Linked DNA regions of Homo sapiens: region 2 is linked to region 1. The links are chromatin loops, found by intact Hi-C in ENCODE. Cell type or tissue: PC-3. All regions are shown on one strand.

Region 1 (8,000 bases):
TAGCCTGTTGCTTCTAGGCTCCAAACCTCTACAGCATGTTACTGTACCAAATACCGTAAGCAACTGTAACACAATGGTATTTGTGTATCTGAACATATCTAAACATAGAAAAGATACAGTAAAAATATGATATTAAGATCTTAAGGGACCACCACCATGTTTATAGTCTATAGTTGACTGAAACATCATTAAGTGGTGCGTAACTGTATATCCAAAAGAAATGAAATCAATATGTCAGAGAGATATCTGCACCTCCATGTTCATTGCAGCTTTATTCACAATCACCAAGATATGGAATCAACTTAAATATCTGTCAACAGATGAACAGATATATGAAATGTAGTACATGCACAATGAAATACTTCAGAGTCATAAAAAAAACAAGAAATCCTGTCATTTGTGACAACATGGATGAAACTGGATGACATTATGCTATGTGAAATAAGCCAGGTACAGAAAGATACTGCATTGTCTCACTTATATGTGGAATCTGAAAAAGCTAAAGTCATAGAAGCAAAGAATATAATGGTGATTGATCATTATAGAAATGCAAATCAAAACCACAATGATATACCATCTCACACCAGTCAGAACAGCTATTACTAAAAAGTCAGAAAATAACAGATGCTGCTGAGGTTGCAGAGAAAAGGGAACACTTATACACTGTGGGTGGGAGTGTAAATTAGTTCAACCATTGTGGAAAGCAATATGAAGGTTCCTCAAAGAGCTAAAAGCAGAAATATTCAACCCAGCAATCCCATTAGTTTGTATATACCAGGTGAATATAAATCACTCTACCATAAAGATACATGCACGTGAATGTTCATTGCAGCACCGTTCACAATAACAAAGATGTGGAATCAACCTAAATGACCAAAAATGACAGATCGGATAAAGAAAATGTGGTACATATACACCATGGAATACAGCATAAAAAGGAATGAGATTGTGTATTTTGTGGGAACATGAATGGAGCTGGAGGCTATTACCCTTAGCAAAGTGATACAGGAACAGAAAACCAAATACCACATGTTCTCACTTATAAGTGGGAGCTAAATGATAAGAATTTATGAATACAAAGAAGGAAACAACAGACACTGGGTTCTACTTGAGGGGGGAAGGTGGGAGGAGGGAGAGGAGCGGAAAAGTAACTATTGGGTACTGGGCTTAGTACCCAGGTGATGAAATAATATGTACAACAAACCCCCATGACACATATTTACCTACGTAACAAACCTTCACATGTACCCCCAAATCTAAAATAAAAATTTTTAAAAAAAGACAGAATGGTGACTGCCAGTAGTGCAGGGAAGCATGGTGCAGAGGGCAGAATGAAGAGATGTTGGTCAAAGTGTACAAACTTTCATTTATAAGATGAAGTTCTGGGAATCTAATGTACAACACTGTGACTACAGTCAATATGACTGTATTGTATACTTGCAATTTGCTGAGAGTAGATCTTAAGTGTTATCACCACCAAAAAAATGGTAACTGTGAGGTGATGAATGTAGTAATTAGTTTGAACATGGTAATCATTTTATTATATAAATGTATATCAAATCATCGTATTGTATATCTTAAATACACATTATTTTATTTGTCAGTTATACCTTAAGAAAGCCAGTGGGAAAAAATAAGAAAAATAAACGAATAGAATGTTTCTGGTTGCACTAAAGCATCAGGCATTACTCAGAACAAATATTTGTATCTTTTAATGACATTTGCAAAAGATAAATGTAATTATAAAATCCTAAAATGGGAAAGTTCCTAGTAAGACCATACAGTTCAGCCACTGTTCTGCCTCCAAGAAAAGCTAAGGAAAATTATTTTGAACATGCAGCCTTATATCATTAAAACAACAAAATCATGTGCCTATTCAGTGAGTTCTTAAGGGGCAGAAAAGTTAAAATCTAATCCCTCAATCAACCGGTGCAGAGTCTCTCAATCCTGGCTTCACAAATGCCCAGGGCTATGCCTCACCCCTCAGATATTCAGATCTCAGTGGTTGCAGTGGGATCCTGGGAAGTGATATTTTTTTAGCCTCTCCAAATATTGTAATATGCAGCCTGGGTTATGAATCTCTGATCGCTCCCTAATATTTTTAACATCTTTATTGAGATATAATTCACATATCATAAAATTTATTCATTTAAATTACACTTCAGTGGTTTCCTGTATGTTCATGGACTTGTAAAATCACCACAATCTCACTTTACAACATTTCCATCACCCCAAAATAAAACTTGTACCCATTAGTAGTCAAACACTATTCCCCACCCTATCCTTCCCTCAGCCTTAGGCAACCACCATTCTACTTTTTCTCTCTACTAATGTGACTACTGTAGGTACCTCATATAAGTGGAATCACACAATACTTGTGTCTGGCTTATTTCACTTTGCATAATGTTTTCAAGGTCCATCAATGTTATAGCACGTATTATAACTTCATTTTTTTAATGCCTGAATGGTATACCATTATACGGATATAACAATCTTTGTTTATCCATTCATCAAGTGATGGACATTTGGCTTGTTTCTACTTTTTGGCTATTATGAATAAATTTCCCAAATATTTAAAAGCACTTTCAAAAGCTCTGCTTTTTTAAGTAATATAAAGCATGCATGTAACAGCTTGAAAGCATTTTTTGGGAAGGGAACATCAGTACTCACCCTTCTCTGTGGCGGCTTCCTTTAATCTCACTACTCTTCCAGTGTGGAGTGCAGAACTGAACACAATTCTTTTAACACTGTCTTGGTGGAATTTCAATGTCTAATTGCTTTGCTCAGCCTTACATTCTTGACACCCATGTCAACAATCCCACTGTATTTCTTTTTTTAAACGAGGATATGGCCTCACCTAGTCAGCTTATTATTTATTGTGACTTGGAGCAGTCTTTTCCCACACACCTTAGTGCAGAACATCTTAACACTTTTGGGACTTTCAAGTCACTCATTTCAGCAGCAACAGCAGCAACACCATACCTCCAACAACTCTCTCTTCCTCTCTCCATTCAAAACTGTATGAAACAAGCTCTCACGTTAGTCAGTTCATCTCCTTTTGAAATCAGACCAATGCTGTTTCCTTGGGCAAATTGCATATGAAGGCTCTATCGTAAAAATTAAAGTAACTATCATGTACAGGCACTTACTTTCAAGTACTGGGCTAAATACTTAACACAGATAATTTCATTGTATACTCATAACCAGCCTGCAAGATAGGTACCATTGTTTCTATTTTACAGATGAGAAAACTGAAATTTGGAGCAACATACCCAGTACATGCAGTGGATGAGTAACAGTGATATGGTTTGGCTGTGTCCCCACCCAAATCTCAACTTGAATTGTATCTCCCAGAATTCCCACGTGTTGTGGGAGGGACCCAGAGGGAGGTAATTGAATCATGGAGGCTGATCTTTCCCATGATAGTGAATAAATCTCACAAGATCTGATGGGTTTATCATGGGTTTCCGCTTTTGCTTCTTCCTCATTTTCCCTTGCCACCACCATGTAAGAAGTGCTTTTTGTCTCCCACTATGATTCTGAGGCCTCCCCAGCCATGTGGAACTGTAAGTCCAATTAAACCTCTTTTTGTTCCCAGTTTTGGGTATGTCTTTATCAGCAGCATGAAAACAGACTAATAAGAATAACACCAGATTTCCACCCAGATCAATCTGGCTCTCTGCCTCTCTATTATATATCCTCTTCTGCTTATATAATCATGGAATTACTCAACAGATAATTGTGTCATAGTTATGCCAGCAACTATGCCAGACCTATCGGATACAGAAATAGGCAAAGCAAAAACGATTCCTGCCTTCATGGGGTTTACCGTCTAGTAGAGGATAGAGACACCAATTGTATTGTCCCACAGTCATATAATTACACACTGTGAAAAGTACCATGAAGGCAAGTTGCACTGAACTGAGTGAGTGTGTCACCTGGTCTAGTAGGGTACCAGGGGAGGGAGGGAGTGCTCCAGCTCCCCAAGAAAGTAACACTTGAAGTCTGAAAATCTTCATCCTGGTCCACAAAGAAATTCTGGAAGTGGGATCAGTGGGAGAGGAGAATTTTCTGAGGAAGAGGCTTACCTGGCTGAGATGTGCCTCAGCAATAATGCTGGCAGGTGGGCACCTGGTTCACCACCCTTTCCCCACAGACTTTCTTTGTCCTCAGTTGCCTGTCTCCAGGATGTCTCTTGCATTTGTCCTTATTTCACTTCATGCCACGTGCCTGGTTGTTCCTTCAGCTTACCAGAGCAAATCAGCACCATCTTCTCAATGATCCACAACCACAGAAAACATTCCCACTGAAACCAACATCCATTCAGAAAGGAGAAGGTGGCCCAAATGATTAAGAAACATGTTACACTCTATTTGGCTGGTTTAATTCCAAAAGGTTAAGAGAATATTATTTCCAGGAGCCAGAAGTGGAGAGAAAAAAAAACAAGTCTGCTTTTATGCAGACATCCAAATTGCTGCAATATTAAAGCTGCTCTGGATTGAAGGCCGTGAACTGTGCTGCTTCTGCTCCAAGAGCCTTGGTTTTGCTGCCATCTGCTGCTCCACGCCAGGCAGTGCACTGCGATTCACCAAGGCCTTGCTACACAGCCAAGGCAAGAGGGAAAAATGAAGAGCAGGTTCCAACTCCTGGGCTGAGAGGGCTGCTCCCTCCGGGAAATGGTTGGGCAGCTGGGCCTGGGGTCTGCTGTTTTTGAGAAGCCAGACTCCCTCTTTTAGAGCTAGGGAAGATGCACTGATCGAATGACAGCAGAGAACTTCTGAATGTGGTGTTTTCACTCATCCTGCTGACCTGCTTAAACGCCCTCCTCTGAAATGAATACATCCACTCTACCCTTGGGATCAAATCGACACCTCTCTTGACCTGACCCTGACTTGAGTCGTCTCCAACCTGACTCTTTTTTGTTTTTTCTTTTTTTGTTTGTTTGTTTGTTTTTTGAGACGGAGTCTCACTCTGTAGTCCAGGCTGGAGTGCAGTGGCGCAATCTCGGCTCACTGCAAGCTCCGCCTCCCGGGTTCACGCCATTCTCCTGCCTCGGCCTCCCGAGTAGCTGGGACTAGAGGCGTCCTTCACCACGCCCAGCTAATTTTTTGTATTTTTTAGTAGAGACGGGGTTTCACCTTGTCAGCCAGGATAGTCTCGATTTCCTAACCTCGTGATCCGCCCGCCTCGGCCTCCCAAAGTGCTGGGATTACAGGCGTGAGCCACCGCGCCCGGCCTCCAACCTGACTCTTATACTCTGCTCCAACCACACTGTGAACCATACCGTTGCCCCCACCCACTTCCCTCTTGCCCTCCAGCGTTTGCCCAGAACGTTCCTAAGGCTTAAGTGACCTATGATACCTGCCCATCCTCTTTCCTCTCACTCTTACCCAACACAGATCTCGGCTTAAAGGTTATGTTGCCTGGAAAGTCTCCAGCCCTTCCTCGCCTTCCCATGTCCTCTCCCAAATGCTCCCCTCTCACTCGGTGTCTCTTCCTGACTTAAGATCTACCACACTCACAATGGAGAAAGGGGAGACACTTAGATCAATGGAACAAAATAGAAAACCCAGAAAGAGACCCACATAAACATGACCAATTGATTTTTTAAAAAAAGCAAAAGCAGTTTAATGAAGAGAGTCTTTTCAACAAATAATGCTGGAACAGTTGGATATCCATATGTACAAAAAAAAGTGCTTCAATCCACATCTTGTACCATATACAAAAATTAACTCAAAATGGATAACAGACCTAAATATAAACCTAAAATTGTAAAATTTCTCGAAGAAAAATCTTTGTAACTTTGAGTTAGACACAGTTCTTAGATATAACAACAAAATTGCAATCAATAAAATTTAAAAATTACTTGCTTACGCCTATAATCCCAGCACTTTGGGAGGCCAAGGTGGGCAGATCACTTGAGGCCAGGAGTCTGAGACCAGTGTGGCCAACATGGCGAAACCCTGTCTCTACTAAAAATACCAAAATTAGCTGGGCGTGGTGGCACATGCCTGTAATCCCAGCTACTCGGGAGGCTGAGGCAGGAGAATTGCTTGAACCCAGGAGGCAGAGGTTGCAGTGAGCCGAGATCATGTCACTGCACTCCAGCCTGGGCAACAGAGCGAGATTCCATCTCAAAAAAAAAAGAAAGAAAGAAAAGAAAAATTTAAAAATTGGTAAGTTGGGTTTATTAAATTTTTAAGTTTTTGCTCTGAGAAAGACATAGCTAGAAAGGACAAACTGGGAGAAAATAATTGTAAATTTCACATCTGACAAAGGATTTGTATTGAGAATATATAAAGAATTCTCATGAAGAAGGAGGATGGTTTGAACCCAGGAGTTCAAGCTGCAGTGAGCTATGATGGTGCCACTACACTCCAGCCTGGGAGACAGAGTGAGACCCTGTCTGGGAAAATAAAAAAAAAGAATAATTCTCAAAACTCAACCACATCAAGCAAATCTAGTTTTTTTTAATGGGGAAAGATTTCAACAGGTACATTACCCGGAAGATATATAGATGGCAAATAAGCCTGTGAAATACATTCAATATAACTAGTCATTAGTGAAAAACAAATTGAAACCACAATGATACTATTACATCACTAATAGAATGGCTAAATTAAAAAAGAAGAATATCAAGTGCTGACAAGGATACAGAGCAACTGGAATTCTCATACATTGCTGGTAGGAATGCAAACTGGCATAACTACTATAAAAGAGTGGAAGTTGTTTCATCTTAGATTTATTTTATCTCTAAGTAGCTTCTTATGAAACTAAATATACACTTACCATACAACCCAGCAACCTCGCTCCTGGATAATTACCCAAATGAAATGAAAACCTGTGTTCACACAGAAAATAATATGTAAATGTTTATAGCAGCTACATCACCAAAAACTGGAAACAACCAGAATATCCCTCAAGCTGGGAATGGATAAACAAACTGTGGCACATCCATTCAATGGAAAACTACTCATCAATAAAAAGAAACAAATAATCAATACATGCAACAACATGGATGAATCGCAAATACACTATGCTATGTAAGAGGGCAGACCCAAAAGGCTATATACTCTGTATGGCTCCATTTATATGACATTCTGGAAAAGACAACTATAGAACTGGAGAACAGATTGGTGGTTTCCAGGCACTGGGGAAGAGGGCAGGCTTAACCACAAAGAGGTAGAGGAAATTTTTTTAGAGGAACAATGGAACTATTCTATATCATGATGTGTGATAGTTATATGACTCTATGCATTTACCAAAACTCACAGAACTATACACTTAAAAAAATGAATTTTATTGTATGTAAATTTTTAAATAGAAAAAAAATTAATCACACTCGGGGCAGCCACTGATATATACGATGCCTTGGCAGGATTTGCAAAGAGGCTCCCCCTCTGTGACAAAAGTCCCTGTAGTTCTCATGTCTGCCCTGGAAGAGGGGATGGAGACTGGGTTTTAGCCCCACTTGCCTCCATTATCTCCCCCTAGGCCAAACTTTGCACAAACTGCTCAGCCTTTTCCAGTCATCGTGGCCTAGATTATAATCAGCTATTTATTCATCTGTTTCCCTGCTATCATGAGTTTCTCAAGGAGCTTTTCTGATCCATCATCGTAGCCCCAGCAAGCTGCCAAGTGGCCGGCACAACAAGTATTTGTGGAATGGATGAATGAATGATCACTACTTCCCAGAACTCATCTCTGAACAGCCCACTCACAGCGACATCTCCTTCCTATGAAGTCCTAGAAGACATATCTGTGCCTCTTATTTGTCATAACTAACAATAGAGGCAGTAACTCTATATTGACATAAATGTGGATAGACAGGTTTCTTCCCAGCTAAATTGTAAGCTCTTTTATGGAAGAAAAAGGCACACAAACCTATGTCCCATACAGAGCCTTGAATAGTGCCATATGCATAGGAAGAGCTTAATAAATGTTAGTTGATATGCTGAAGAAACATAATTTTTTCTTAAAAGTATATGGAGAAGAGAAAT
Region 2 (8,000 bases), 63 kb before region 1:
TTTTCTATCCACTTTCTAAAGCCAATGGTGCCAACATTCCACCTCTTGACTTGCCTTCATAATAACCCTCCAACCCTGGCTAAACACCTTCTGCATACACAAAACTCCTCTAGGAAGAGTGGGTATATAAAGAAATATAAACTCAGGTCCTTGGTCCCAAGGACCCAAGGGATTCACAGTCAAGCTAGAAAGGTGATATGCCTTTAAAAAGTGACTCCCACCGCAAAGCAGCCTATTTTAAGTATCCAGTGAGCAGCTGTTTGTGACAAAGTTTGTCTTCCTGCAGAAATTTCAGTTCCAAGGAAATCTAAAGCATCACTAAGGTGAGGAGAAAGGAAGACTCCAATTTGCCAGCTCTGACATCTCCAGCACCTGCTGTTAATCACACACCTGCACTCAGGCGTGATTTGGCGGCTCCTGTGATTGGCCATTTCAATTGCTGTCTCTGTAGATCACCGTCCCAGCTGAATATCCAGAGACCACATTCATCAAAAGCATAATCTGGGCAGAACGTGACTGTTCTCCCAAAGCCAGAAGGATGGCATCAGAAAAAAAAAAGGGGGGGGGGGCAGTAATTTTAAAGAAAAGTTGGTTGTCTTTGAGGATAACGGATAACGGTTTTTATTTTTGCTATTAAAAGGACATCCTTGGTTCCTCTGGTATGGTTTCAAAACTACCAGAGTATTTATTTTTGACCACCCATAAGAACAAACATGATGCTAGCCAGGAATTCAGCAACTATCATCACAGTACACAGAGGATATTAGAATTCTCAGTACCTGAAAAATAAGCCGGCAAGTCGGTTAAGCGATATCAAAGGCAGCAAGGTGGGGTGGCAGAGCTCTGTGCTGAGAGCCTAGTGAGTAGGTACCTAGGGTGGTAGCTTCCTTCTGCCTGTCCACAAGCTCTCCCCAGCTGGGGCTTAAAGGGAAGGCAGGAGGCCCAGGCTGAACCAATTACAGGACCCCACCCCTCAGGTCCAATGACTGATCCAAGCCAGGCTTATCAGAGCCCTTCTCCAGCATTTTCCTCATGGAGCAGGAAGAGAAGAATCCCTCTTTTTTCTTTGGTTGTGAGGTATAAGGATGTAACCCAGAGCTTTCTGCAGCCATGTGGAGGAGTCAGAGCAAATGAAGCCAGCATCCAGAGAGGATCTGGAATAGGAAATAGTCAATTCCCAAATCCCAAGTTCCAGTCATAGACCTTTCCAGAGCCACCTCTCCCTGTAAGTCTTGTGTAAGTTACCCAGGGTCTTTCCAATAATTACTCTTATGCTAGTTACAATTGAGTCACTGTCACTAGCAACACAAGAATGACTGGCTAATAGAGAAATTAATACCCAGAAGTAGGGCAATGCAAATGGCAGACTCTTAGAATTAGGATAGGCTTAGTTGATATAAGGTAGAGGTGAATGCAAGATCCCTCCATTCCCAGCTGGGAAGGCAGAGTCCTCCTTAAAGGAAAACAAAGCAGGTGTTAACCATTACCTGTTATATCTTTGCAGACAGACCATGATAACATTTTGGTGGTTTGGTATAAAAATATTTTAAAAATAAGGACATGCTGGATAGTTCTTATGGCCTTCAGTAAGATCCTTCAAGATGAAAATAAGTCTCAATCCAAATTGGCATTTCTTAAAGCAGATAGGAGAAAATAAATAGATATGTGGTGTTGTTAAAACAGAGGCACTTTCTGCCTTTGGCTAGTGATCCAAAGCCGCTGAGGGTCAGACAGCCATGCTGCCTGCAAAACCATCAAAGATGAACCCTTTGCCCCACAGTAAAGTCACTGCACTGATAAGGAGAGGGGATAGTAAGGAATAACTCAGAAATGGGAAAGGCAGGTCACCCAGGCTTCTCCCAAACAATTCCTGCTGTGCACCTCTTCCTAAGGAAGAATAGTAAGTTTTTTCATCATAAGGCACAAATGATTGGGATGTAGACAGAAGCCTGATTGCAGATGAGCTCTGATTTATTTCAGCCTATTGCTTCAGTTGCCCTGAGGCAGGGGCCAAGGAAGAAGTTATTAGAGAGGCCATGGAAGGACAGGCAAAGTCCTATAGGTTTGTTTCTAAAAAACAAAACCTTCAAAGGCAAGGTCCAGAGTCAAATATTATGACTCAATAAGATTTCTGGTTGGCTATAAATCAATAGAGCCCATCATAATGAATTAAACATTGAAATCAAACTAGCTCTTTAAAAGAGATATTTTGCTGGAGAAATTCCTAAATTAGAAGCCTTTAAGCATTCAATCTCTAAGGTAAACCCCTGGGTCGCTGTAACTACAAAGATAGCAAAGGGGCTTCTCAAAGAATATTACCCTCCATAGGCAGCCCCTCTACCTATTGTGGCCATGGAGGGAAACAATCAAGGAAAAGAATGCCAAAAGGCTGAATGGCCATTGGGCAAATGGTCGGGCAGTTTGGGAGGTCAAGATGGGTGAATTGCTTGAGCTCAGGGGTTCAAGACCAGCCTGACCAACATGGAGAAACCCCGTCTCTACAAAAAATACAAAAATTACCCCGGCATGGTGGTGCGTGCCTGCAGTCCCAGCTACTTGGGAGGCTGAGATGAGAGGATGGCATGAGCACAGGAGGCAGAGGTTGCCGTGTGATGAGAACATGCCACTGCACCCCAACCTAGGCGATAGAGCCACATCTTGTCTCTAAAAAATAAAAAAAAAAAGAATGCCAAAGACCTAAAAGTAAAGAGAGTAAAAATGACAGAGAGTTAAAAAATGAATATGGCATACAGTCCTATTGAGTGGACTATGACATATTCCCTGGAGTGTAGCTATTCTGTTTTTCCTGTATTGTTGTATCTTGGATGGGTTAGAAACAGTTAAGTTAGCCCCAACACCCATAGATTTCAGAATCTCCAGCGGCTATATCTGACCTGACTGAGAGGCATTGTCTTAGTTCATTTGTGCTACAATAACAAAATACCACAGACTAGGTAATTTATAAACAATAGAAATTTGTTTCTCACAGTTCCGGAGACTGAGAAGTCCAAGGTCAAGGCAGCAGCTGGTTATCATCTGGTGAGAGTTTGGCCTCTGTTTCCAAGATGGTGTCTCATTGCTGCATCCTCGAAAGGGAAGAAATGCTGTGTCTTCACATGGTAGAAGACAGAGGGCAAGCTCCTCAGAACGCTGTGTGAAACCTCTTTTATGAGGATCTGAATCCAATTTATGAGGGGAGGAGCCCTCCTGATCTAATCACCTCTTAAAGGCCTCGCCTTTTAATACCATCACATTGACAACACCTGAACTTTGAAAGGTACACAGTCAAACCATAGCATGCATATCACCCAAGACCTTGCACCTGGTAATGGATGCAGTAGTTGGGTGATAGTTTGGGACAGCTGTCTTGAAGAAGGGGGATTATACTTGTCATTACACATGGATCTACTGCATTTTGTAGGCAGCCGTCAGAATTTTATATATGAAACTAAAAGTGTGTGTGGATTATGATGTCTGGGGCCTCACTTCAGACACAGAAATTGGTCCAAGGTAGGACCCAAGCCAGGTCCATCAGAGTTATTTTCTAGGTTCGTTCTGCTGGAGCTTCTGGGGAAGGTTTATCTTTCTCATTTGTTATAACCAGGAAGAATGTAACCTCAGAACTGTTGGAAAGCAGCATCCCCAGTGCCCCTTAAGGAGTCTTTGTGCAAAACAGAAAAATGTGCCTCTTCCTCAAAGTGTTTTTGTTAGAAAAAACACTTGAGTGCCATCTGCTGGAAATGTATCATAATAAACATACAAATCTTTGAGTGTGGTATGATTTGTGACACTTGGATGGAACACACTTGTACACTGCACACCATACATGGCAGCCCCACTGATAACCATGTCCCTACTACCTGGGGAAGTTTGACTCAATGATATCAACACCCCAAAATTGGCAGACATGAGAAGGTGTGAGAAATTCCCGTAGGCTTCAAGTTTTTTGGCTCCGGTTCCAAAAGTTGACCTGGCTTCTGTATGTCTTTCTTTCATTCTGTAAACAACTCCAAACTCTTTTCAATATACTCTTTTTGTATTAAGCTTGCAGCTCACTGAAATTTGATTTTTATTCCTTTTAATCAGAAGATTCCTGGCAAATATATACAATTTTACTCACTCTCTAGCCATATAACCTTACCTAAGTCACTTTACCTCTGGGAGCCCAAGATTCCTGAGCTATAAATTGAGCAACAACTGAGGCCAAGGGGGAAAGCATGTGAGGTAAACATACGTGAAAGGGCTTTGGAATTGTAATATGCTACAAGATGGGAGGGACTACAGGATGATGATGAAAATGAGGACGATGATGATAATTCAGATAGAGCAAGACAAAATGCAAAATCCATTCCAATTGTTTTGCAGCTCTTCTGTCTTTCTTCCAAGCATGGGCAGATTTTAATGTAGAAAGGAAGAAAAAAAGACAGAAAAGAAAATACAAATTTAGGTCAGAATCAATAGGCATAGGAGGATTGATTGTGCCCTCTGAACAAGAGGCTCAGGACTCTGTCCTACCCTCTTCCAACAGGAAGAATTGGATATGGATAATTGTGCAGAAAACATGTATGATCTGTAGCCATGAAAAGTAGTCCCTATCCAAAATCAATAAATTAAAAGATAAAACCGGAGACATCTTGTTTTCTTCTTCACAACCTGTTTAATCAGCTACCTATTAAACACAGTCCTTGGCATATCAACAAATAGAGGGAAAAAATTCCAGTTACTCTCAGAAACAAAAGAGTAAATACAATTAGCAGCTATTACTAACCCAGGTCAAAGACTTTTACCTATGCTCCATGTTAGTGGAGACAAAAGTCAGCAGTTAAACAATCAATCAGGTTGAAAATAGAGGGTTCAACATGGGGCACAATCTACTAACTGATCATCGCACATAAGCAGAGACCAGCATTCACTGTACTTTGAAACACCAGACTGCACTCTTTCATCAGAATGATCCAGTATATTTATTTCATCCTGACCTTTTCCTTATTTTTCCATACCTTAACTAATTCATCTGAGCTTGGCAGATTAATTAGTTAACCAGCAAATCTTTACTGAGGCACACCATTTGCAAAGCTCTGGGCTAATCAGTTCAGGGCCTATGAAAATGAGTACAGATATGGCTCCTGCCTTCATGAAATGTGAAATCTAGGTGGGGAAAGAAAACAGTCACATATGGAAGTTAAATCTTCTTAGTTCATTAATGAGTTTATTCACCCATTGATTCATTCATCAAATACTTATTCAATACTTAGGTACCAGAAGAAAAAACTAAGGCAAACATGGCCCCTGACTAACAGAGGCTACAGTCTACCCAGGAAGAGAAGTGTTAAACACTTTATTTTCATCTATAATTGATGCTATCAAGGACACCTACATGATGCTTTCAGTACATTAATATTTTTTCCTAAGAAAGTCACGTGTAAGTTAATGATCAAAGGATGTGTGGCAGTTAACCAGGTGAGGAGAAATAAAACATTTTAGGTAAATTAAAAAAAACACATATGAAGAAACTATAATGGGAGACAGCTTAGGACATTAGAACTAATTAAAAGGAGACCAGAGGGTCTAAAGCACTGTGAAAAGGAGGAGAACAGGTCAATATGCAAATGAGAACTAGACAGGGGCCAGGCCATGTTAAGAATCTTATACTAATAGCAATTAGAAGGCATTCAAGGATTTTAAGGAGTATCAGGATCACATTTGCATTCCATGAAGATTAGCCTGGCTGTGTGTGTTAGGAATGAATTGGAGGTTGGCAAAAGCAGAGTTAGGAGGCCAATCAGAAAAGGTGTTTCAGCCTGTGAACACAGCCTGTGAACATAGCAGATGACCAGGTCATACCAACAGCCACCACCTCACAGTCAGCACCACAGTCCTTTCCCAGCTCCTTCTGACGTTATCAACCCCTTAGATTAGAGGGAAAAGCTCTCCAGATACCCTAAAATCCAACTTAAACATACTTTCCCTATTCCCAAACAATTCTATAAAAGGCATTTGGGTTCCATGATTTAATGAATACTTCAATTTAACTTTTTGGTGACTTTGCTTTTCATTTTTGAGCAGTTTTATAATTAAGAGGGACCTACCACACTTCTAAAGATTCTCAGAAAAAGGCTATAAGATACTGAAAGAGTTTAAATATTAGTTCTGTGGTATAGGCAAGAGACGCTAAAACTGCTTCAAAGTATCCTAAAGGCTTTTATGCAGACAATGAACTGATATCAAGAGGTACAGTTTCATGTTATTCATCAGGTCAAATTTTTGTCCACACTTGAGAAGTCAAGGAAGCCCCAAGGCATTAGAAGAGACAGGAAGGGGTAGGATCCAGTATGAAGGTAGAGGAGGGAGCCTTAGAATGTATGAGCCACTGCTATCCCATACAGGGCCTATGTCCAAATTGGATAAAGACTCCTCTGTCTCTGGGTAGTAGCAGCGTACCAGAACACAGAGTTTGGTAAACTGAAGACAAGCTAGACTTCAGCTCCCACATCCCTTGACTGGGCCTCCTCAGCTAGTAAACAATCTGTACAATATGCAGCAGCCCTGGACTTAAAGAGAAGGCAACAAGGCAAGCTCTCTGAGATGAAGGCAAGGTGAGCAGTCTATGGCACAGTGGTTCAGATCAGGGACTCTGCAGCCACAATATGGTTTTGAATCCTGCTTTACTAGCTGTGTGCCCATGGACAAGTTACTTGATCACTCTGTCCCTTGGTTTTACCATCTAAAAAATGGGAGAAATAATAGTACCCACCTCAAAAGAATGTTATAAGAATTGAGTTAATATTTGGTACATAGTAATCATCATTTACTTAAGTGTTACTTAAATGAAATAAATAAAAAGGTATAGAGTGAGTGGGATGTTTTCTCTGTATTAGGCAAGGCCATTTTGCTATGTAGCAACCAAACATGTAAAAAGCAATTTCTACAGAAAACTGAAAAAGGTTACAGGGCCATCTTAGAAAGAATGATGCCTCTGGTATAAGAACTGATGCTACCTATGAACATCCCTTGTCTGAAAGACTTCAGAGTCATCTCCCACTTTCCAAGATGTTCCGCCTTTAAGCTACTGTTTGCTCAGGAGATTCTTCAGTTCCAGCTGCTACAAGGAAAGCTGAAATCAGTAGGCAGCAAAAATTGAGAGCAACATCACTGCTCCCCATTTCCCGAAGTCACCTGAATTCATGCTGAACACGGGAGAATGATTCTGGCCTCCCCAGATGGTGAATACTTTCATGCGCCTTTTAAAAATGCTCATCTCACTCAAATATGTTTCTCAGCAGGGAGTGTCTACCTGCTGCTTGAATGCTCTGAGGATTAAGGGAAATTGTATGCATACACTAATGGCTACGTTTACTCAACAGTTATGGGAGAAATGAATATTTTGACACAAAACAACACTTTCACCTTGCATTATCAGTTCAATCATTCCCATACAAAAGTGTATTTCCCACTAGAAAAGATGACTACATTACTCACTGATCTATCTTAACAACTAAGGAAGGTCAGGGCAATGACAAACATACATACCAATCACCTATTTAGGCTACCTTCATCTGCTTGCCAAAAAGCCCTACCTGTAGCACCAAGAGAGCTGTTTAAAAAAAAAAAAAAAAAAAGCCCTGGTTGCCAGTACAATCTGCAGTGACCTAAACCTTCTGTGAGACATTAGTGACATTCATAGCAGGGAACATCTGGTCTAGTAAATTATTAGATTACTGAGCCAGACTCAAGTCAATGCCACGGTTTGTGGCACTCCATTTCCACACTGGCATGGTCTTCTCTGTGAAAGGTGCCCTTATTTTTCATCTTCAAACTTAAGAAGTAGAATTAACTTCAGGAGTTAAGTATGATATTAACCATTTGAAGGATCTACATTCATTAAGGTTCAATACAGAAAACAGAAAGAGCTCTAAGTATTTTCAGCAGGAAAAGATTTACTGCAGGGAATTTTGGAGTTTACAAAATTAATGGAAGGGCTAAAGGAACATGTTCTAAGA

Evidence for each region. Hi-C counts contacts between places; a loop is a spot of excess contacts. Peaks named below come from ENCODE experiments on the same cell type or tissue, not always from the same donor. Only the 100,000 strongest peaks of a DNase experiment are listed, where the experiment ranks them.
Region 2: it touches region 1 in a loop (8-fold over the local background); 2 of 110 quality-filtered maps call a loop at or near these places.

The regions. Positions count from the first base shown.
Region 1 is chr10:63,869,065-63,877,064 of GRCh38, reverse strand. All of the region lies in intron 1 of LOC101928859 (a long non-coding RNA gene), which reads left to right. LOC124902439 (a long non-coding RNA gene) reads right to left here and starts at 4,476. Exons shown (of 6, transcript XR_007062161.1): 1 at 4,089-4,476. In PC-3, a CTCF peak has its summit at 4,556 (motif pointing left); a DNase peak (open chromatin) is centred at 4,554; H3K27me3 peaks cover 367 bases.
Region 2 is chr10:63,931,638-63,939,637 of GRCh38, reverse strand. The region is part of intron 1 of LOC124902439 (a long non-coding RNA gene); the gene reads right to left. Among named protein-coding and RNA genes, the nearest start is that of REEP3, 410 kb to the right of the region's middle. In PC-3, CTCF peaks have their summits at 3,523 and 3,727 (motif pointing left); no DNase peak of the experiment used is centred here; H3K27me3 peaks cover 3,617 bases.